Linked DNA regions of Mus musculus: regions 1 and 2 are each linked to region 3. The links are chromatin loops, found by intact Hi-C in ENCODE. Cell type or tissue: gastrocnemius. All regions are shown on one strand.

Region 1 (8,000 bases), 300 kb before region 3:
TTGCTATTGGCTCCCTAACCAAGAGCACTCTGCATAATTCACTTAAGAAGACACCAATGTACCCAGCATTTCTTCACTTGCCTATACAAGCAGGGCAGCCAGGTTTATAGTATCCTATCATTCTTTATTAAGGAATAAATTCTGGGTATGTTGCTCAGCCTGAACAAGCCTCTAAGACACAGAATGGCTACAAGTTATGCTTTCAAGATCACAACATTAAGGCACTGTCTTGACTAGAGGCAATACAAGCTACAACCTAGAAATGTAGGGAAGGTTGACTGGTGGACTATAAGACATTCACCATTCACAAGGATAACCATAGCCTTTGATAACCATTGTCTTTGCTAACTCCGTAGAACTTAATCAAGTTTAAAGCTCCTCTGGTTGCCAGTATCCAAGGATTTGAACACATCGGTCCCAAATTTCCAGCAAGTCACGTCTCACATAGAGTGTCTCTGAGAAGGCGAACTAAAATCATAACCACATCCTCTAAAATCCTATGTATTTCTTGATTTGTAAAATGCCAAATAAACATGATCAAAGGGTGCAGAAGCAGAGACCTGATCCCATGGAAATGCCAAAAAGAGCAGAGGTTGTCCTGTGTTCTAACAAGTCCTACCTCATAGCCGATTCTGATCTTGGAAAGACTCAAAATGGAAAGTAGGAAATGGGTTTGGCCCTTAGAGTTTTGCACTCTAGAAAAAGAAAAAAAAATCATCAACAAGCTGTGTAACTGGCCGTTGCTTCCCCTCTAACCCTGACTTTCCTCATCTACAGAGTGATAGGGAAGAAGGGCCTGGCTCTCTCAGTACTCCGGCCTGTTGGCCATGAAGGCACAAAGTTTTCAAGGTTTTGCTATTTCCATTCATAGGAGGACACACACACACACACACACACACACACACACACACACACACCTGAGTCTGGTGGTATAGGCTTGTACTCCCAGATGTTCAGGAGGCAGAAGCAGAAGATTCATAAATTCAAGGCCTCCACAGGTTACAGAAAAGTTCAAGGCCAAGCTGGACAACTTAGTGAAATTCTATCTAGGTTACAGAGGAAATTCAAGACCAGGCTGAATAACTTTTGAAACCCTATCTCAACATTAAATGGGAGGGTGAGAGGCAGACCACTTACTATTAAACTATTCGTTTTGAGCACACATGAGAACCTGGAGTTTGACCTCCAGAAACCATGAAACGGGGAGGAGGGACAGCTAAGCATGTAATACATAGTTACAGCTAAGCATGGTGATACATAATTACAGCTAAGCACGGTGATACATAGTTGCAGCTAAGCATGGTGATTCCTAGTTACAGCTAAGCATGGTGATACATAGTTGCAACCTTAGTGCTAAGGAAGCAGAGACAGGCTGCATCCTAGGACTTGCAGGCCAACCAGTCCTTCCAACTTTGTAAGTAGCAGGCCATTGAGAGACCTTGTCTCAAAAGGATAGCACCTAAGAAATGTCCTCCCACCCCGCCTAAGAAACAACTCCTGAAGTTGTCCTCTGTTTTCTATAAACTAGTGCACACACATGTACCCATGTACACATAAATATGCTGCACACACATGCACATATGTATCTACAAAATAAGTTAAAGGTGGGGAACGGTGTGAATCCTACGCCTGTAATCTGAGTACTTCGGAGGCAAAAGCAGAGAATCTGGAGGCCAGTGCCGTCCTCAGCTACATAGTGAGCTCCAAGCGACTGTAGGTCTCATGAGACCCTGCCTCCAAGAACCCCCCCCCAAAAAAAAAACAAAATTCCAAAATGCCAGGTATGGTAGCTCACACCTATAATCCCGGTTGAGAAGCAGAAAGACACAGATATCACTGTAAGCTGTAGGCTAGCCTTGTCTACATAGCAAGATCCTACCTCAGAGAAAGAGAGGAGAGGGGGACCACTACAATCCAGAGGTAGAGCATTTGAATAATCTGTGTGCTACCATAGTTTCTCTCAACGGCCTGAAGTGGTGCGGCACATTTCGTGAGCACCCATACTGAACTCTTTGTTTAAAAAGATGTTTTTGGGATGGATTATCCCATAATCAGCCTCCAAACGCTGACACCACTGCATACACTAGAAAGATTTTGCTGAAAGGACCCTGATATAGCTGTGTCTTGTGAGGCTATGCGGGGCCTAGCAAACACAGAAGTGGATGCTCACAGTCAGCTATTGGATGAATCACAGGGCCCTCAATGGAGAGAAAGTACCCAAGGAGCTAAAGGGGTCTGCAACCCTATAGGTGGAACAACAATATGAACTATCCAGTACCCCCTGGAGCTCGTGTCTCTAGCTGCATATGTAGCAGAAGATGGCCTAGTCGGCCATCACTGGAAAGAGAGGCCCATTGGTCTTGCAAACTTTATCTGCCTCAGTACAGGGGAATGTCAGGGCCAAGAGGTGGGAGTGGGTGGGTAGGGGAGTGGGGGGGGGGTATGGGGGACTTTTGGGATAGCATTAGAAATGTAAATGAAGAAAATACCTAACAATAATAAAAAGATAGTTTTAAATACATATATTTAATTTTGTTCCACTGTGTGTTAGGTATATTAGAGCAAGTACTTAAAAGTCCCATGCCAACTCTGAGTTTCCAAGTTAGTTAAAGGAACATCATCCTATAGAAACAGTTACTTAAAATGAGAAAGAAAAGGTCAGCCTCCAAGTGTATAGGAATCAATGTCTTATGAAGTAGAGCCAACACCAAAGGACAATTTAACGGGGTGCCAGGTTGAACTCCTGGTGAGTACATGCAGTTTCCAGTTCTCTGCAGAGGAGCACAGACACCTGCAGCATTGCATAGACCTGTTCCGAGAATAACTGACTCAATCCTTAGAAGTAAGATCACCGTCTTTCTACTGAGTTGCAGAACTTTACTGTGTGGTATTCCTTCACAACTGAGAAACAAGCAACAGCATATTAAAAGCCAGTTGTGAGTGGCATTATGAGGAGTGAAAGACCAAGTTACAAGAGGTTGTCTATTGATAACCCAGATATCCAAAATATATTCTTATAAGAAAGACAAGCTACAGAAAGGAATAGAGTGAGAAAGTAAAGGTAAAGCTCACAGCATCAGCCCAATGAACTCTCATCTTTGTAGTTACAATTTTTAAAAAATTCGACAAGTTATTTTACAGTTTGGGGATCCTTATAAACTATTAACACTACATAAAACTCCTGGGTGGCGTTTCAACATTTGAAAAATGATGTATCTGGAATCCCGGACTACCAAACAAAGCAAAAGAAAAAGCATAAATTCAGGGATCGCCCTGGTTACTTGTGTGCCGCCACTAGAGGGCGCGTGGTACTCGCCTGTCAAAATACCTCACTGGTGTTACTGCGTTCTTGCTCCTTAAAAAAAAAGACTAGGAATCTCAGAATAAGTAAAGTCCCTTAGTTCATTTGGCGAAGTTAATCGCTGAGAAGCTGCAGCCTTCAGAAACAACTTGTGCCGTTTCTGCGGCCTTTAATCCCCTCTTCTAACATTGTCCTTGCTCAGACCTTGGGGCAGCATTGTCTTGCATCTCTGCCCCACCTCCCTCTTCTTCACTCCTACAAAAGGCTTTTCTGGGTTGTCTTAGTTTTTCCACAAGCTTCAAGCAATAAATAAGGCCCAGTCCTAGCATATACGGGTATAGCATGCTGAATGGAGTTAGTACGGAACAGTTGGGGCTGCTGGATTCTAGATCTGAGATATGGTTGCATAAAGGTAAAAGAAACAGTGTCTTTCAGCCCATTTTTACTGACAATCTAGTGTCCATTGACTTTGAAGCATGACAATTTGTGGGTCAGTACAACTGAAACATTCTTTTAGAGAGCTTCCACAAAATAGTTAAAGTAGCTTTGAATGTAAAATGGACAGGAAAGGTCAGAAAGGGTGCACAAATTTGAAGGGACTTTAAAGACTAAGCATTAGGGATAGACTTACGTAGGCTCTCATTGTCTTTAATCCATTGCCAAAGTCTATGTTCAAAACGCTTAGATCTTCTAATTTATAGAGAGTACATGGATGATTGATTGCTCATGTCTGCTGTGAGCACAGAATATGGTTCAGGCATCATTTCTTTTTCCTTTTGCATTAGCAAAACTAAATCCCACCCAAGGGAAATAACCTGGTCAAGGTCACTTAGCATAGGGAAGAGGGGGAGGGGGAGAATTTTCAGAGCACTATAACCTTGCGGCAGGTCAATGCCCTGTGAAACATAGAACCATATGTTTCCTGTTCTGAAGGCCACAACGACTCCCACATCAGACAATTGGAACACAGAACAATCTAGGACAACTGGAATGCCTTGAAAAAATTCTTCTTTTAAAAGTATTTCATGGTTTCTTTTCCTTTTCTATTTCTTCTTGGGAAATCATCACACGTTTTTAAAATATATATATATATATATATATATATATATATATATATATATATATATATATAAAATAAAGGATAGCAGTAGGATTTACATAGACAAATTGTGTTTCCTGTCCTAATTCCTCCAGCTGTGAAAAGACCCCCACCCTCCTCATTTCTTTGGTTTTTCTTTGAAGCATTCTTATATCTTCATATCTTCAGACATTGCATTTCCACTGATTTGGAGGTACCATAAGAAACGTGAAAATATAAAATTATATAAAAAATTGAATCATGCAGGTTGTAATGTGATTCTTCACTAAAAATTGTGTTTCAAAGGTTTCTAAAAATCCCAGTTTCTGCTAGAAAAAAAAAATGTTAAGGCAATTGCATGATGGAAAGTGACACCTCCCTGCCACTTCAGGAGGCAGTTGACAAGTGACCTACCATGTAAGCTGCCTGGGGCCTATGACACAGAGTGTTCCTCAGCTAAGGTAATGTACAAGTTGAAGCTAGAGTTGAACTGTTTATGACAAGGGAGGAGAGAAACCCAGCCTTGTGTCCTAGGCTCCCCTTCTTTATAGGTGTGGTTCTCTCATCTCTCAGTAGTTAGCAAGTAAAGGTGTTTTGTTTTGTTTTGTTTTGTTTTTTTGTTTTTTTTCCCCCCAAACGAAGTGACTTTATGAGCCTGCCCAGGACACTTTCCTCCATCCCTGTTAGAGAAACAGTGAGGCACAGCGCAGGTTCTGCTGCCATGAATTGCAATGATGGCCCCTGAAACCTCGGCTTCAACTCCACGTTGAAATGTTACCTTCTTCTAAGACTCTATGGGAGCGCCTTCCTCACCTAAGCCACCCCGGTTTCCCTCTTGCAGTGGGACCACTGCTCTGTCAACTTCTGTGCTTTGTAGCTTATTATCGTCCCTGTTCTCCTCGGCATGCTCAACTCTCCTTCATTCAGTCTTCAAAGGCTTTCAAGCTGCTCTTAGAACAAAATCCAAGAACCGTAGGAAATTGTCTGCCAAGTCGGTCATGGCTCTCCTCTTGTCTGCTTTTCTATGCATCTACTCTCCTCTGCCCCTTCGATCACAAGAGCATCCCTGTCCTTTTCCAAGCTTGTTGCATTTTGGGGTAGCAGCCTGGTGAGGCAGGTTCATTCCCTCCCCCTGTGTGCAATTGTTTCCTTCTTATCTCAGTACAAAAGTCACCTTCCCAGAAACGTGCCTGATTACCAGGAACAGCCCACAGACCCACACCCCTAGGAAGGCCCTTTTGACAAACACTCTTTTATTGCCTTCTCACTTCTTATCACCACTGAAATTGTTTTTCTGATCACTTTGTCATTAATTTTTACTCTAAGAGCTCACTGTCGGGAATTCTGGCTTCTGCCTCCCCTATTCTAATCTTTGTCTCTAGCATTTGGTACAGTGCTGATCATCCACTGGAAAAAGCATTGTACAAATGAACGTTTATGTTGTTGGTGCAGTGTCCTGATGTTTACTAACAGCAATGGAGTCCAGTCCGCACTAGCAAGGATGTTCACACCATCTATGGTTTCTTACAGACCTCATCTTCTATGAGAAGGATCATCTTTGCTATGTATATTTATTGACATATATTGCCCTCCCTGTCCAGACTGACTTCAGAGATGCAAAGAAACCCAATTACCTTGTACTTTAAGTAAAGCTATTCTAGCTCTTAACTCTTCCCAGCCATGTGTATTACTGTCCAATGTCTGTGAACTGGAAAAAGTCTGAGACCCAATCAGAGGCTGCACTCCTGTCACTGGTCCTTCTAATGTGTTAATTACATGAAGCAGCCAGCGTGGGTGATCTTAAAACCCCACATTCAATCCTGTCACTCTGTGGTCTTAAACTCCTTAATAGCTTTCTTTTTCCTTGTCAAACGATCCCTGATCTTTTATGGGACTATGAGCAAACTATGTTCTGGTCCTGCCACCACCCCAGCCCCATGCCTGCATGCTCTTCATAGCCCACTGTGTATGTGCTCTGAAATACTCCAGATGGAGAGACACACTGGAACACTCTTAGTAACAAGCAAAACAAAATGTATGAGTTTCTACTTCCTTCAGACAGTTTCTAGTGCTGATTCCCTGGAGGTAAAAATTAACAACAACAACAAAAAAGTTAGTAACGTTCGTTAGGAACAGGAAGCCTGGCGGAGCCTTGGCACTGTGCGCTGGCTAAGAACAAGCCATTAATGTTCAAGGTAACTGGTGAAAATGAAAAGAATACTAAGATTGACTCTATCCTGTTTTCATAACATTCATTATAGCAAATTTTGGGGGTCATTGTTATTGCCCTTTTAAATGAAAAGTGCTATTTACTTATGTATCTATTAACTGCCTCTTCCTCCAACTGTGGAAAACGGAGATTCCCCTTCACTTGTGTACACAGTATATTGTCCTAGTTAGTGTAGACAGTCTCCATATATGTTTATGTGTGTGTTTGTATGTGCACTTCCTTGTCACAGACAAGTTATTTAAATTATCTAGTCCTTGAGTGTCCTCACACAAGTGAACCTCTGGAACATATTTTGTAATTGTAGATCCTTATGTTGATATTGCAACTAAGAAAGGAAGTTTCTGAAGTAAGTTTCCTTCTTTGTATTTGCCTACTTTTCACTTTGACGTTACCAATTCGGTTCCTTAAATACTTACATAAATCTCCTTTTCTCGGTCACATCCTTGTCCTCTCCAGCTCTGGCAGTTGAGGTTGGGCCTTGGTTGACAAGACCCCACCCCTCCACAGTGGTCATGCTTTGACCATTCTCTAAGTTCTTCTTTGTGGACAGAAAGGTATTATTTTAAGTTTGATTTTAATCTAGATTTTGGGCCCCTGGACATTAAATCATCAGGTACTTTCCAGCAGCCTCCATTTTGCTCCATGGTAAACATCATCTCCCTCAGAGCATGCTCTGTTGGTCCATCCACACAGACTGCATTTTCAAACAGAAAGCCCCTGACACTTCCATTAAGAAGGATGGTTTGGGGTGGAGGGTGAATGGTTGGAATCTCCCATATTTCACCGAATTTAAAATGAAGGGTCACCTTGGGCCATTTAAGTCCTCCATCCACAATATCATCTGGGGCAGGGTCATCAATTCTGAACTCAGCCCCGTGTGATCGTAGTACTGGGGCAGAGCCAGGGGCATTGGATGAGCTGATGTTCCTTGCCAGCTTATCCTCAAAGGAGATATCATAGACTGTTCACAAACAGCAAGACGGAAAAGCAGTGGGGAGTTTCCAGCTGCACATAGGGGGAAACAGACATTTTTTTAACAGTATGAGAGATAAAAAATACAGGAGAGATGGCTCACGAGGAGAATTTGTCAGCATGTTTAAGTTGTGACAGTTGAGAGTTTCAACTATCTTAAGCAGAAGCCAAGGAACAAGAATCACCCGGCTATGTTTTTATAGTCTCCATTTAACTAATGCTGCAAGATCAAGAAATGGATTATTAACAAAAGTAGACTGTGAAGACTGGCCCATTTTAAATGAATGAGTTATGACAGTGGAAATTGTGCCTATTAGAAATTCTTGTATATAAGGATTAGATTACCCCAATTTTTATTGTTATTTACATTTAAGAAAAGAGATTAAAAGACTCCAGGTCAATATATAAGACAGTATAAG
Region 2 (8,000 bases), 660 kb before region 3:
TCTGATTATTATGTGTCGGGAGGAATTTCTTTTCTGGTCCAGTCTATTTGGAGTTCTGTAGGCTTCTTGTATGATCATGGGCATCTCTTTCTTTATGGTTGGGAAGTTTTCTTCTATTATTTTGTTGAAGATAATAGCTGGCCCTTTAAGTTGAAAATCTTCATTCTCATCAATTCCTATTATCCGTAGGTTTGGTCTTCTCATTGTGTCCTGGATTTCCTGGATGTTTTGAGTTAGGATCCTTTTGCATTTTGTATTTTCTTTGTCTGTTGTGTTGATGTTCTCTATGGAATCTTCTGCACCTGAGATTCTCTCTTCCATTTCTTGTATTCTGTTGCTGATGCTCGAATCTATGGTTCCAGATCTCTTTCCTAGGGTTTCTATCTCCAGCGTTGCCTCGCTTTGGGTTTTCTTTATTGTGTCTACTTCCCTTTTTAGTGATAGTATGGTTTCGTTCATTTCCATCACCTGTTTGGATGTGTTTTCCTGTTTTTCTTTAAGGACTTCTACCTGTTTGGTTGTGTTTTCCTGCTTTTCTTTAAGGGCCTGTAACTCTTTAGCAGTGCTCTCCTGTAATTCTTTAAGTGACTTATGAAAGTCCTTCTTGATGTCCTCTATCATCATCATGAGAAATGTTTTTAAATCTGGGTCTAGATTTTCGGTTGTGTTGAGGTGCCCAGGACTAGGTGGGGTGGGAGTGCTGTGTTCTGATGATGGTGAGTGGTCTTGATTTCTGTTAGTAGGATTCTTATGTTTGCCTTTTGACATCTGGTAATCTCTGAAGCTAGCTGTTATAGTTGTCTCTGTTAAGATCTTGTTCTTCAGGTGACTCTGTTAGCCTCTATAAGCAGACCTGGGAGGGTAGCTCTCTCCTTAGTTTGAGTGGGCAGAGTATTCTCTGCAGGCAAGCTCTCTTCTTGCAGGGAAGGTACCCAGATATCTGGTGTTCGAACTGGACTCCTGGCAGGAGTTGTGTTCCACTCACTAGATGTCTTAGGATCCCATGTGGAATCCTGTGTGGGCCCTTGCGGATGTCGGGTGACTCGGCTGGCAAGGTACCCTGGGGCTCGAGTGGAGCAGAAGGGGCTTGTGCCCCAGGTCAGGCCCAGGTAGTCCGCTTTCCTATTTACCGCAGTCTCAGGTTCAGCGTGATTGGATTGAGGCAGGGGCTGTGTTCCACTCACCAGAGGTCTTAGGATCCCGTGTGGAATCCTGTGCGGGCCCTTGTGGGTGTCGGGCGCCTCCGCTCCACTCTACTAACTTAAGCCAAATAGCTAATTAGGTGTGACCTTTGGCAACTCTTGCTACTATAGTTTACTGTAAAGTATAAAATGTAATAATGAAGGTTATCATAACAATTAAGTGAATAAAGTCATCAAGATTCATTCGTGTGTTCTCTTAGTGAACTCACATAACAAACTGAGAGGCTTATAATAAGTCTTACCTTTCTACTTAACAAAAAATAATGATGATAGCAATTCATATGTGATCTCAGAATTTTACATTTCAGAAGGCAGAAAATATGAAAAAGAAACCCAATTTCAGAAGCCATTTTATTATATATATCATTCTTCACCATCTCCTAGACTACACACACACACACACATAACGTATTGCAGAAAAATATTGCATTTGGCCTTGCTGGAGAGGCATTCTAGAAATTTTTTAAAAGCAGCAAGACAAAAACTGTAATAGCAAAAAAAAATAAATAAATAAAAAGAAATCTACTAAAGAGATAGTTAATAAGAGTTACCTAGTAAGTTCTGTCGAGATCAGATCTAAAAGAAATTAAGTCTTTCCATGGAGGTTTGAATAACCTTGCTCTAAAGAGTCATACCCAGATGATAACTTAAATGTAGAAGTCAATGCCAACTGGATAAAAGTGGAGAATAAATAATAAGGAAGGCTGCCCAGAGAAGCAAGTATGTTCAGAAGTATGGAGGTGAGAGACAAGATGGCTGATTTGAGTGCTTTATAGTGGAATGTCGTTGAAAAGGGTGAGATAGTGTCTGTCATCTGTGCAGCCAGCAAACAGAGCCATGCAAGGGAGATGGAATTTTTACAACATTCACAATGAGAAGGAAGGAAATGCATCATCTGATCTATCTCTTTTGTTCTTTTTTGATTTTCTTTTACTTATTTACTTTATATTCTGCTCACTGCCCCCGTCCTGGTCACCCCCTCCCACAATTCTTTCCCCAACTCCATCCCCCTCCCCTTCTCCTATGAGCAGGTGACCCCTCCCATGTATCTCCCTGCACCCTGGCACTTCAAGTCTTTATGATGCTAGGTGTTTCCTCTCCCATTGAAGACACACAGGGCAGCCCTGCTAGGAGAACATATCCCACATACAGGAAACAGCTTTTGGGATGGCCCCTGCTCCAATTGTTTGGCATCCACATGAAAACAAAGCTGCACATCTGCTACATATGAGCAAGGAAACCTTGGTCCAGTCCTTATACGTTCTTTGGTAATTGGTTAAGATCTGAAAGACCCAAGGCTCCAGGTTAGTTGACTCTCTTGTTCTATCCCATTTGGAGCCTCAATCCTTCCCTCTATTCTATAGAGTCCCCAAGCTCCATCCACTCTTTGGCTGTGGGTGTCTATACTTGTCTGAGTCAGCTCTGAGAGACAGTTGCTGTCCTCTCAGAGGACAAATTGATACCGACTGTTAGCATAAAAGAGTATCATTAATAGTGTTAGGGATTGGTGCTTGCCCATGGGAGGGGTCTCAGATTGTGCCTGTTATTGGTTGGCCAGTCCCTCAGTCTCACTCCATCCCGCATGCCTGAATTTCTTGTAGATGGGACAAATAATTGGGTTGAAATTTTTTTGGGTGGCTTAGTGTCTCTATCACTCCACTGGGGTTCCTGCCTGGCTACAGGGGTGACCTCTTCAGGTTCCATATCCTCATTGTAGTGAGTTACAGTCAAAGTCACCCACATTGATTCTTGGGTGCCTCCCTTATCCCAGCTCTCTGTCTCATCCTGGAGATGCCCCCCCACACACACTACCCCCCGCCACCTTCTCACATCCATTAGTTGCAGATTTCCATTATTGTAAAACTTTTGAATGCCACTAGGGACAAATTATAATCACTTGGGCAACAAAGAAATAGCAAGCTACCATGAGAAGAACACAGAAGCAAATCAGCTAGTTCAAAGGTCCCTGTGTACAATGAGTACACAACCCGCCATTCATCTTATATACCTACAGCACATTTCTGAGCCTTGACTGTGCTGTGAAATGTGCTACATACATACTAATAAATAATTTACCTTTTAGTTTATCAAGGATAAAAATTGGAGGTTAATGAGAATAATCATCCCTTTATTGTTGTTGATATTAATACCACTTCTGCTATTGTTTCTACTTCTCCATGATTCCCCATAGTCCTCTCCTTTAACACCCACTCTCTTCTCTCTCTCCTTCTCTCTCTCTCTCTCTCTCTCTCTCTCTCTCTCTCTCTCTCTCTCTCTCTCTCTCTCTCTCCCCCTCTCTCCCTCCCTCTCTCTCTCTCTCTCTCTCTCTCTCTCTCTCTCTCTCTCTCTCTCTCTGTTGTTTACATCTGATTTTATTTTCAGCCTTCTTTCTGTTGTTCTCTAGAAGATCCTGAAAACAAAGTGACACACTGGCTTAGAGTGTTGTCTGAAGTACTTCTACTGACATTGATCTCTCTGCTCACCTCTAATGTTTGGACAATTCTTGATCTTTAACCCTTGGTTTTGTTCTATTTTCAAATAGACTCATTCTTTGGAATGCTTTTCCACTCTTATAGTTTCAAGTAATGGCATGCTCTTGGTATAGTATCATTTTTTTTTTATGTTTCCCATTGAGTTCTTGTATCAGAGTCACATTATCAAAGCCAAAGAAAGACAGAAAGGAAGAATGGCTCTGTAGAGCGAAAGTTTGAAAGAAGTAGAGAAGCGAACAAAACACAACTTTATTACTTTTCTTTTTCCTTTCTTATTTTCCCTAAGTTTTTAGGGATGAGGAATTTTTGACTACTTTTTGCTTGCTTGATAAGGAATGAATTAACAAGAACAAGAGGATAAACATAACTGAAAAGACAAACGACCAGACTATTTTAGAAAGTCTGACTTATGTGTGTGATTGCCAAAAGAAAGCACAATTCCATGCATTCAAATCAAAAGGGCAGGAGGGTTGGTGGTCAGCTGCACAGAACAGCTGGGTTCTTAGGATCTGTGCTGAGACTGTAGTTGTTTCTGGAACATGAAACTTGAAGGTACTGGTGACAGTTGGTGAGTATAATGCTTTCTATGTCACTGGGACCCATATTAGGATAGATCAGAAGCATTTTTGAGAATTTTACATTTTTAGTAATCCAATTACTGGTTGTTTTATTAAGGGACCACCCCTCACTGAAAAGTGATGCCCAGAAACCTTCAGGTCATCGTGTTTTTCTCACATGCTGGAAAAAACAAATGAATAGAGGAATACTTGTGTTCCAGACATTTTTTTTTAACTCTAAGACATCTTTATAATATCTTTTCTACTAGCTTAATTAATACCTAGTCTGTATGTGGTCAGGCTTTCTCTCACTTGGGGAATGTCCTCTGAATGCAGCAAATGTGTACAGTAAGGACCTGCACAGTCTCAAGACAGTAAGTCTTTCAGAAAAGTTAGTGGCAAAGCTGACAGAAATGAACCACACTAATACAATGATCCTTTCTTCTAAGAAAGACATAAAACCGCTTGCAAGACTCCAGTCTGCTCTAATACATCAACAGGATTTGTACTCTTAACTCTTGAAGTCAGAAACAAATGTCATGTGACCAGTTGCAATTTATGAGGAAAATTAAGCTGACAGTTGAAGCACGAGCTAAATGACCACAAGGGGGCAGTCTGTTCATGTTTAATTTCGGGATAGTATCCCTGGACTCAGCTGAGTCTTGTTTTTAAAGATGGGGAGAACTGAACAAAGTAGAAATTCAAAGACCACAGATGTGAGAGAAGTAATTTACTTCCCCTTAAGTTTGTTTGCTTTTATTTAAATCAATTTTCATGTGTTTGTGTTCTCTCTGTGTATGTGGTGTGTTGTGTGTGTATGTGTGTGTGTGTGTTAGTATATGGTGTGATATACGTGTGATGGTTATATGTGTATGTGTCTATGATGTATGTGTGAGTGAAGAGTCTGTGGTGAGTATTTATTTATGTGGTATGTGTACATGTGTGTGTGTGTGAGAGAGAGGGGGGGAGACAAAGAGAGAGATGTGTGTATATGTACGTTTGTGGTAAGTGTAAGCTCTATATTTGTCTATGTCTTGTGTCTATGAGTCATATTGTAGTATGTGTGCATGTGTGTACATGTGCATATGTGTCTATGTATATAGTGTATAGTGTGTGTGTATTGTGTGTGTGTATTGTGTGTGTGTGTGTGTGTGTATTGTTTCTTTCTTTCTTTCTTTTTTCTGAAAAGAGCTAAAAGCACAACTGATTTACAGAGCCTATAAGTCTGTCTGGGCTGATTGAGCCTGGGAGATCTCAGCCTACAATGAGACTAAGTTTTCAGTCAAGAAGGGAAGCTGAACAAGCTGTCTTCTGATCACAGCTGTCACTTCAACTTGGAGTCCTGTTGCTTTTCACCAAAAACCTTCCCTTCCGGTGTGTGTTTGCTTCCTTTGTGGTTTTAAGGAATTGGAATCTTACCTTAGCCTTGAGTTGTTTTAAATCTCAATTCAATTTTCTCATTTAGCATAATTCTAATGATTTTACTGTATACTTTACATTATTTATTTTACTAAGAAGATGGCAAAGACAAAATAACTGCATTTAATAGATGCAGCTGGTAGGCGTTTTTTAATTTTTTTTAAAGCACGGAATCTTAGGTGTAATGTGTACTAAATGAGGACAGATTTTAAACCATAGCAAATCAAAGGAGCAGCACAAAGCAGCACAATAAGCTCGCCCACACCGAAGACAGCTTTCTGCTTTACAAAATGCCACAAATCAGGAGAATTACTTTGTGAAATGGGAATTGTCCCACATATAGATTTTTCTGTAATTAAACAACTTAACAGTGTATTATATACATTTTCTATATAAAAATATCTGACACAAATGTAAACAGTTTTACAGTGCTCAGTTGTGTCCTTGTGCCACACCAGTTTTATCAAGTACCCAAACAAGCATGGTTCTTAAAATGCTATAGTCGAATGAACACTTAAAGAGGGAGGTGGGAAAGAAAAGGATAGGGAATGAAATTCACAGAGGATGGAAGACAAGAGACAAAGGAGGAGCTGGGTAAAGGATGCTGGATGAAGGCAGAACGGGGACAGAAGAGACCGAACTGGTCTTCACCATCAGGCTCAGGAGTCCTTTCCTTTTGTGTTAACAACTTTCAGATCATCACCCTGTATCTGCTCTACAGCTAATCTTTTCCATTCTCACCATTGGTTCTATAAAGGAGGAAGAGGAACAAATACCAGTATTGGAGTGATCCTCTCATCTCCATTACAAAGAAAACTGTGTATCTTTTATGTAGAATTAGCCAGAAGACTGAGACTACAAGAATGTTAACAAAAGCAAAATCTTATTTCTACTTCTGGTTCCCTCTGTGAGCTTGAGAAGAAATCATACAGAATGATGCCGGTGAAATGTGGTCAGATGCAAGGGTATAAAATATAACACCCGAATACATGGTTTTCGTATTTAGTATATTCAGACAGTGATGTGTCAGAGTATATATTGAAATAGAACTGCTGTAAGATTAGCGATTTAAGAGTATGGTTAAAGAATAATTTGAGTTTTTACTGGATAGTGTTTAATGTCAAGATATTTATAGTAAGATAATTTTGTAGTAAGATATGTGTGTGTGTGTGTGTGTGTGTGTGGAGAGAGAGAGAGAGAGAGAGAGAGAGAGAGAGAGAGAGAGAGAGAGAGACATACACATGTGCTTGTGTTATAGCCCAGCATGACTTTGAACTCAGTAGTCCCCAGCCTCAGCTTCCCAAGTGCTAGGATAACACATATATTGTTCTTTGATAAATAAAATAAATGGATAAAATGACAACATGCCAGCTATCTGAATATGGGTGGCTCATGAACACAAGGGAAAAGATGATTTCTCCCGAGTAGTGACTGACTGTTGATAGAAGCCATGCCTGTGATCTCCACTGACACTTTCTCCAGAGGCATCAGAAAGCCTTACAGTCTTATGTTTCATTTGATGCCATGTGAGTCCCCTGTAATATGTGCTTTAATGCTCCATCAAGACAAGCATTTTGTGAGCCTTGCATTTAGACCGCTTTAACTTCAAACAGCTACAGATGTCAGCATGAGGCTTCATGGGGTATTGAGACATTAAAATGAAAGGCATTGGGAATTTTTAAACACAGAAGAATTTAAAATGAAAACCCTCTTCTGCATCACAATGGGATGATAAAGCAAAACTGGAGAAATATTAAATTCCCTATAAACACGGTCCAAAAATAAAAGTGAGTGAATTACCTCTGTCCCACTCTAACTGGTCCCCCAAGTATTAGATCTCAGGCTCCTTGGAGATTTCAAAGATGATAATAAAGTTTTGGAACCATTGAGAATATTGCTTAAAGGCTTAATAGTAACCGTACTTCTCATAATGAAGTGAAGGTGAAGTTAGCTACACACAGAGATTCCTCTGTTCTGGAATTTCAGCTGTACTCATGTGAAATCCTGATGTGGAAACTCAAGTTTTAATAACAGGGAGAAAACAATTTAAAACTGCTTAAGAAATGGAAGCACTGCTTTATCTTTTTTAAATTAAATTTTGTTGACATACAAAACATGATGGCATTTTCATGCGTACTTTCTTCTGGTTTGATTCCTTCCTATTCCCCATTCTCCTCTCTTCCTGGTCCCCTTTTCTCCAACAAGGCTAGGTTTCTGCTTTTCTTTTTACCCCTCTCACCACTTAAAATCCTGTCTTTTCCTTTTATTGTGACCCTCTTGGTTTCATCTCTCTCTCTCTCTCTCTCTCTCTCTCTCTCTCTCTCTCTCTC
Region 3 (8,000 bases):
AGTCTCGTTTCTTAACCCTGTGACAAGGACCACGATGATGATGATGATGAGGAGGAGGAGGATGACAATGATGGCGAGAACCATTCTCTCTCTCTCTCTCACACACACACTGTAGCTGTCTTCAGATAGACACACCAGAAGAGGGCATCACATGGGATCCCATTACAGACAGTTTTGAGCCACGAGGTGGTTGCTGGGATTTGAACTCAGGACCTCTGGAAGAGCTCTAAACCGCTGAGCTATCTCTCCAGCCCATCTTTAACTTTTGAAATAAAACATCTGGATATGGGGCTGGAGAGATGGCTCAGCGGTTAAGAGCACTGACTGTTCTTCCGGATCATCTGTAATGAGGTCTGACACCTTCTTCTGGTGTGTCTGAAGGGAGCAATGGTGATGTACTCATATGCATAAGATAAATAAATAAATCTTTAAAAAAATCCATCTGGATACAATGCTTTCAGTTTAAAATTTTCCTTAATAGATTTGTTTTATGTATATGTGTATTTTGCATGCTTGGTTCCCTTGGTGGTCAGAAGAATGCAGGGGATCCAGAAGAGGGCATCGGATCCCATTACAGATAGTTGTAGCCACCATGAGGGTGCTGGGAACTGAACATGGGTCCTTCCTTTGCAAGTACAGTAAGAGTGTTTAAATGCTGCGCCAACTCTCCAGCCCAGGGTGACGTCTTTGAAAAGCACATTACCAACCCTAAATAGTACTCTGATCTCTTTGAAAAATGGTAAAGTGAAAAAACAAAAAAATCAAAAAACCAAAACAAACCAAAAGAAACCAACCAACCAAAAACCCTTCCCCACAGACAAAAACCAAACAAACAAAAACAAAAGCAAACAAAACACTAGGAGGATTTAGTCAATGCAATAGAATATTAGAATGGTTCAGGATAGATTTCTTGCGAGCCATGGCTCAGCATGTGATCCCCAGTTCCTCAGAGTTTTAAGCCTTTTATGCTTTGTTGTTTGTTTGTAAAAAAGTACGCCTGTGTTCCTTTTTTTAATTATTATTATTTTTCATTTTTTTTATCGGCTTCTCTGAATCTGTCCATTCCTGCTGTTTGGCCAAACACGATACAATTTATCTTTCCTGCTGCCTTTCCCATCCCAGGTCATGCTTAATATTAAACCATATAAAAGTCACTTTGAAGAACAACAGAGAAAGTTAAAATTCTTATGAAACTGAAGACAGGGGATGCTGAACTGGTAGGGAAACATTACAACAGCTGTCTTAGTTCGCTCCTTTGAGTTTAAAATAATGTGTTATTATTTACCGAATAATTTTAGAATCCTTTAAAGTTTTTATTATGTATAGATGTGTGTGTGTGTATACATACATGAGCATGCCATGCTATGTATGGAGTGAAAGATTGAGGACAGCTGACCAGACTCTTTGTATACCTTGTGAGTCTCTGGGATCAAACTTCAATCAAGGTATTGGCAAGGAGGCCCCTTTACCTTCTGAGCCCCCTCTCTGGCTCGACCTTCTTTTAGAAGGGTCCGCTAAGTGTCTACTCCTAAGGATCCACTCTATTCAGGACAGAAGAGTTTTGATTGATATAGTTCTGTCCACACAGAAGTCACCTGGGGAGATTTTAAACATAGACTTCACAGAGAACTTTATTGTTTTCATTCGAGTAGGTCAGAGATGGACCCTGGATTGTCAGTGTTTAAAAATTCCTGATCCTGTTGTAAGCTCTTCCCCAAATCATGGCCTCCTGCTAGAGAATGGTGCAAGCAGGGGTCTTTTTAGGCACAAACCCCAATACAAGGTTACATATATGAAATATTGATTAAAGGAAACATTAATGGGCAGGGAGTGGACTGAGGCAGGCCAAGTCTGGGTGTCGAGGTAGTGGTAGGTCTGTCTCAGGCAAGAAAGAGATGGAATGGAAAAGCCTGAGAAACTGAGGGGGAAGAGTCCTGGGGTACAATGCAGGCCTATAAAAGCTAAGCAAGGACATCCTTCATCACAGGAGCCCCAACCCACCCAGCAACAGGTCTGCCTTTCGTGTATTGGTCCTGGGATCGGTCCATAAGGCAACGCTGACCTGCCGATGGGGTGGGAATAGTCCACCCGATGTCGCTATTAGAAGGATTCCCACGGAGTCGATGGGGTGGGGATAGTCCACCCGATGTCCCTATTAGGATTCCCACAGAGCCGATGGGGTGGGGAATAGTCCACCCAATGTCCCTATTAGAAGGATTCCCACGGAGTCGATGGGGTGGGAATAGTCCACCCGATGTCCCTATTAGGATTCCCACAGAGTCAAGAGCTGCATTTTCTGGACAGCCTTGGAATTTAAGGCGTGAAGCGAAATCCCTCTATTCACTCAAATTGCATGCAATCTAATTTTATTTATGGAATTTAGGAACTTGAAGTGTAAGGAACCTAATAAAGGTTAACCTAGTTTAATCCCTTCCCTAAGTCTTGGGGGCCTAACAGCATCTCCGTGTTTACTCTAGAGTTAACGAAGGCACACATGCACAGGTAGGAGAGCCCACTTTTGAGTAGCAATGACTAGGATGTTCTGTCTCATGTTGTCTCAACCCTTTCTCCCTAACGTTTTCAAGATGCTCAGAAACAATAAATGAGACATAGAAGGTGAGAGAGAGGTCATAGCTTAAAGTTGCTCATTTCAGGCACCAGCAGAACACTCTGGTGGTAGGGCACTTGGGTTTGAACCACTAAGCTGAAGGCTGAGACAGAAGCATCTCTTCTTAGTCCACAAATTCAAGACTGGGGCACCACAGAGAGACCTTCACCTAAAGATCAAACACAATCCTTTCACCACAGTGAGAAACCATCCCCAGAGGTTAACTACATAACTCAAAGCAGCATACCTCATTACCAGGACAGCCAGTTAATATCCAGGTCAACTGCTCTTTATCCTCTATAACTGATTTAATTTTTAACTCTGATTTTTATAGGAAATAAAAGATGTTAGACAAATTTAGTGTCATGAAAGCAAATTAATCCTAGCCACCCAGATGGCCTTTGGCTTATTTACAAGAAGTTGCTGTGAGCCTCTAAATTATTCTTTCCATCTTCATGGAACTTGGATAAAGATACTCAAAGCCAAAGATAATGTTTTTGCAATTAGCATTGTTCAGTTACAAAACTGTTACTATAGACAACCCCACTAAGGCTATAGATATTCACCTCCATTGCAATTTCCTATAGGTTTGCTGACTTTTAGGTTATTATTAGGAAGAGTTCTTTGTCTACATTTGAAAAACCTTTCGTCTTTAAAAAATATAATTTTCAATTTAAGCACATTTCTAAGGACAAACTTCATTAATAAGAACTAAATTGTAGACTAGAAACAATGGCGCTTTGGTGCCACCTTGTGGTAACATCAGAGACCACCATCCCTAAACTGTGACTACGTCGGAGAACGAGCTCCCCATTTATAGAAGGCGGTGTTTGGTGCCACCTTGTGGTAAAATTAGAGACCGCCATCCCTAAATTGTAACTAAGTTGGTGAGTAAATCCCTATTGACAAAGTTGGTGAAAATTCAAATGTAGTACACATTACACTGATTTAATTTGATTTGGAAAAAATTTTTCCTGAATACTTTCTTCTACAATGCTTTTGTAAGGGCTACCAACACTGGTAGGAAGTACAGCTGCAGACGTTACAAACGTTAATATTTAACTTGAGAGAAGACTACCAGCCATGATTTGGATCGAATTAATCTTTTTTTTTTTTTAAAGATTTGTTTATTATAAATAAGTACACTGTAGCTGTCGTCAGATACCCCAGAAGAGGGCGTCAGATCTCTTTACAGATGGTTGTGAGCCACCATGTGGTTGCTGGGATTTGAACTCAGGACCTTCGGAAGAGCAGTCAGTGCTCTTAACTGCTGAGCCATCTCTCCAGCTCCCAAATTAATCTTTCTGTACCTCAGTTTCCTTACTTATTTCATCTATGGGCATCATGAATTTTAAAGTGATGAAATGAAGCAGGTGGTATAGCATGTATGAATCTCTCGGCATACATGCTCACTAAAAAAACAGGTCAAAATTTTACACACACACACACACACACACACACACATATAATTGCAAGGGTCTGAGGAGCCCTAATGTTCGAATGATAGGACTTCTTTTATAAAAGTAACACACCTCCCAGTAAATGTCTATACTTTCAATTGCATACAAAATTACACATATGGGTGGGTACAACTCCCAGGCTATCATAAAATCTCAATTTCACAAACAAGAACCAACCAACTAGAAAAACAAAATGTGTTACTGCCTCCTTATCTTCATCAGATTCAAAGGAAACTTCTGTATTATGAAATAATCATTGTATTTTAAAGTTCCATATCTATCTATGTCTATAACAAAGGCTTGACACTATATTTTACTAGGGACTCAGCTCAGTGCTAGAATATTTGAATAGTATGTGCAAAGTTCAACTAACTCTGCAGAAAGTGTCTATTTGTCTCTAGATGTTCTATATTTTATTAAAACAAAACCATTTCTGTGTTCCTTCACCTAGCCACTAATTTGAATCCTACCTTCGTGGTGACCTCAGTGTTCCTTCTGCTGGGAGCACTCCCTCGAGTGAGGATCTGACTGGCAAGTCGGGAAGAACAGTCCCTTATCTCCACAGAAGCCTGGCTGATTTTGAAGGCCACCTCTCTTTCAAGCTTAAAGTATATATAGGCCGGCCTATGCTTTAAGAGAATTGTGAAGACCAGCCATTGATGGTGGCCCGTGCAGTAATCCGTAGCGATGAACCAAAGGTCAGCCTAGGCTATAAAATGAGGCCTTACTTCAGAACAAAAAAACCTAGCCCAAAATGTGGAGTGTGTAGTAGCAGTAGGGGACTGTACCCCTGGATTATTCAGACCCCCCAAGGCTTTGCTCTCAGCATAAGGGAGACTTCAGCAATATAATTCTGGCTGAACCAATGCTTTTCAACGGGCAGTTGGATCTCAGGGGACCTGCATAATCAACAACCTCTGGCCAAAGACAAACTCATCATCCCAACTAGAGAAAGGGTTGCTGAAGATGTAGAGCCTTCTTTCAGACTAAAGACAATGCCAACTAATTGTTTAACTGATTAGGCCATGCTGATAATAGACTAAAACATGGAAAGCTATGCTCTGTGGAATGGATGAGCCTGGACAGCCACTCATGAGAACAAGCTGTTACATTGCTCCAAGTGACTATGGTTATCTCTGCCACAGAAAACAGGAACCAGGAAGCCCCTAGCTCTCAAATGTCAGGGCTCTCATCCTCTTACAAGATCTCTACTGGAATCTTTATTGCACATGGAAGAAGCCACACTGAATTCTGGTTCAGTGATGGATTCTGGTAGTGATGCCAGAGTGTGAATTCTTTTTAATAAAAGTGTTCTGCACAAACTAGTATGAGCTGGTTAGATAAACAAATGTTAGGATGACGGCCGCTGTTTCTTCACGCTGAAGGGTGGCTGTGCACACTGTCATCCTTGCCTCTGCTGTGGATCTACTGGCAAACTTCCACCCTCTGCAACATTCCCGCCTCTGTGCTGTTGTCTGGGTTCAAATCTCTCAGATGAGGAGTTGAGTTGCTTTGCATTTCCCCATTAACTCGATTACTTTTGGACAGAACAAACAGCATGGAAGGTCGGGGATTAGGATTCCAGAACTTTTTGAAGGGATAGAAGACACCCTAATTACACAGTAGAGCACAAAGGTAAAGGTCAGGTCACATCTAAACTCTAGGTTTCTTGTTTGTATGTATGTACGTACATGTGTGTGTATATAAAAAACTTATTATCTATATCAATTGTTATTTCTGGCTTTAGAAATAGAATGCTCATGTTTTGAGAATAATTTTCTCAAAGATCTCATAGATGCTTTTGTTGAATCCTGGCTGCCTGGCTATTTTTTTATTCCAGGACAATTTTAGGGGAATTGGTTTCTGGGGATCAAATCCAGGACCTCAAGTATGGCAGGCACTCTACCTCACCTTGCCAACCCGTACCCCATGTCTTCACCACCCATGCAAATTCATGTCTACGAAGCTAGAGCTAAGTCACTCTCCTTACAAGCTGCTTTCTCACTTAGCACTACAACTGAACTGATTTTCCAACAAATTTCATTCTGAGTATGGTCTCACCCCTCAAAAGTGCCACTAATTTAGCAGATGGCAGTTGACTTTAAAAGCTTCATCTTGGGGCTGGTGAGATGGCTCAGTGGGTAAGAGCACCGACTGCTCTTCCGAAAGTTCAGAGTTCAAATCCCAGCAACCACATGGTGGCTCACAACCATCAGTAATGAGATCTGACTCCCTCTTCTGGAATGTCTGAAGACAGCTACAGTGTACTTACATATAATAATAAATAAATCTTAAAAAAAAAAAAAGCTTCATTTTGTATGTGTATTTATCTACACATATTGGTCACAGTATAACTTCAGAGAGAGGCTCTCTGCTTTTAAGCCCTGGGGCCTGAGTTCAGGTCACGAAACTGGTAGCATCTGTCTTCACTTGGTGAGGTATCTTGTCGCACCAACTACCAACTACCAGCTACAGCTTCTTAGTATGTGGGGACTACACAGCCAGTACTTGCAGGCAGCCTCAAAAGCTTTAGACGACAGCTCAGGCACACTGACTTCAGGTGCCAGATGGACCGAAGCTCTCTAGAGCACTCTACCAGGACACAGAAAAAGCACCTGCCTAAGGTTCACGGTAAGTACGACAAAGACGATTTAAAGAGGGTAGCTGGGCATCAGTCTCTGCCATCCATCAACCACATTACCCCTGAAATAACAGAAGAGAAAGTTTTCTTTACTTATATTTTACGAAAGGCAAACAAAATACAGACATCTGAAGTTTCATGTCAGGAACCACCACGGATTTTGGTTTTTACTCTATGTAAAGGTTGTTTTACACACGGCGTTCAGAAATACATCGATTTGTAATTGTATCAATTTTGTCAAATGCAAAGGACAAGCACGACTCATACAAATACATTTTAAATAAGCCTTAGAATCAGAATTTAATTGCTAAATGATTCATCTATTTGAAAAAGCACTGTTTCACATTCCAAATAATTTTCTCAAACTAAAGAGTACAAGTGTATCAAATCTTTGCCAATATTTTTAAAAACCATGTCCAGTTACAAATTAGTTTAAAACTTCTTGAAAATTAATAATCAAATGACTTTCCCCCATTATGTAACTATTATTATTTCAACAACCTTTGAGGAAACATTACTCATAAGTTTTGGAGAATAAAAACTACAAAATGAGATTGTTGCTAGAACAGACAATGAACTGTAAGTTAGAAAATGCACAGACTTATTCAGGAGGTACAATTACGAGAGTCCTTATCAGTATCATTCCACAGTATAATCACATGTACTCTTTTACGTCTATGCCAAGTCATGCTGACGCTTTCCAGGTAAGCCATAACCGTATTTTCTATTAAATTCTATTCATTTTAACTGTAAACAAAGTACTTGAGCAAAATGCCTTAAACTTTTACAACAGGAAGATGATCTTAAAAAGCGAGACCCTAAAGAACAGGACTACATCCATGTAGTATAGCAGTACAGTAAAGGCAAAGGAGCCCCATCTAACAAGCCAGACTCACCCTCACAGTGCGCTCACATCGGCAACACTTAAACATGCTCTTCAAATAAGAACCTTTATAGGTTTTTTTAAAGGTAAAGGGGACAGAAGGAGAAAACACTAAGATTTTACAATTGAATTACTAGTAGGTTTTATTTTGGAAAACAAAAATGGGAAAACAAAAGGAAGCTAGCATGGTTTACAGAGTGTTCCAGGACAGCCAGAGCTTAAAAAAAAAGTAGATTGTAATTATTTTGTTAATAAGGAATGCCAAATACCTCTTAAGTCCATAAAGAGGTACTGAGAAATAGAATCACATCAGACTAAAAGTACTTGCAAACAGAGTCCAGCATAACCAGAAAGTCCATGAGCTGGTACCCCTGAAGCCTGGGTGTGCAGACGAGCCTCTACAGACAA

The links. A loop is a pair of places that touch in the nucleus more often than their neighbours do. Peaks named below come from ENCODE experiments on the same cell type or tissue, not always from the same donor. Only the 100,000 strongest peaks of a DNase experiment are listed, where the experiment ranks them.
Region 1: it touches region 3 in a loop (13-fold over the local background); 41 of 42 quality-filtered maps call a loop at or near these places.
Region 2: it touches region 3 in a loop (8-fold over the local background); 28 of 42 quality-filtered maps call a loop at or near these places.

What each region holds. Positions count from the first base shown.
Region 1 is chr2:110,200,478-110,208,477 of GRCm38, reverse strand. No RefSeq gene overlaps it. Among named protein-coding and RNA genes, the nearest start is that of Gm22997, 14 kb to the left of the region's middle. In gastrocnemius, a CTCF peak has its summit at 3,291 (motif pointing right); a DNase peak (open chromatin) is centred at 3,308.
Region 2 is chr2:110,562,060-110,570,059 of GRCm38, reverse strand. No RefSeq gene overlaps it. Among named protein-coding and RNA genes, the nearest start is that of Slc5a12, 31 kb to the left of the region's middle. In gastrocnemius, a CTCF peak has its summit at 4,847 (motif pointing right); a DNase peak (open chromatin) is centred at 4,861.
Region 3 is chr2:109,899,781-109,907,780 of GRCm38, reverse strand. It overlaps Lin7c (lin-7 homolog C (C. elegans)), which reads right to left. Exons shown (of 5, transcript NM_011699.3): 5 at 6,844-8,000. It overlaps Platr8 (pluripotency associated transcript 8), which reads left to right. Exons shown (of 5, transcript NR_033473.1): 4 at 1,123-1,217; 5 at 4,520-5,385. Among named protein-coding and RNA genes, the nearest start is that of Platr8, 9.5 kb to the left of the region's middle. In gastrocnemius, no CTCF peak of the experiment used is centred here; a DNase peak (open chromatin) is centred at 3,391.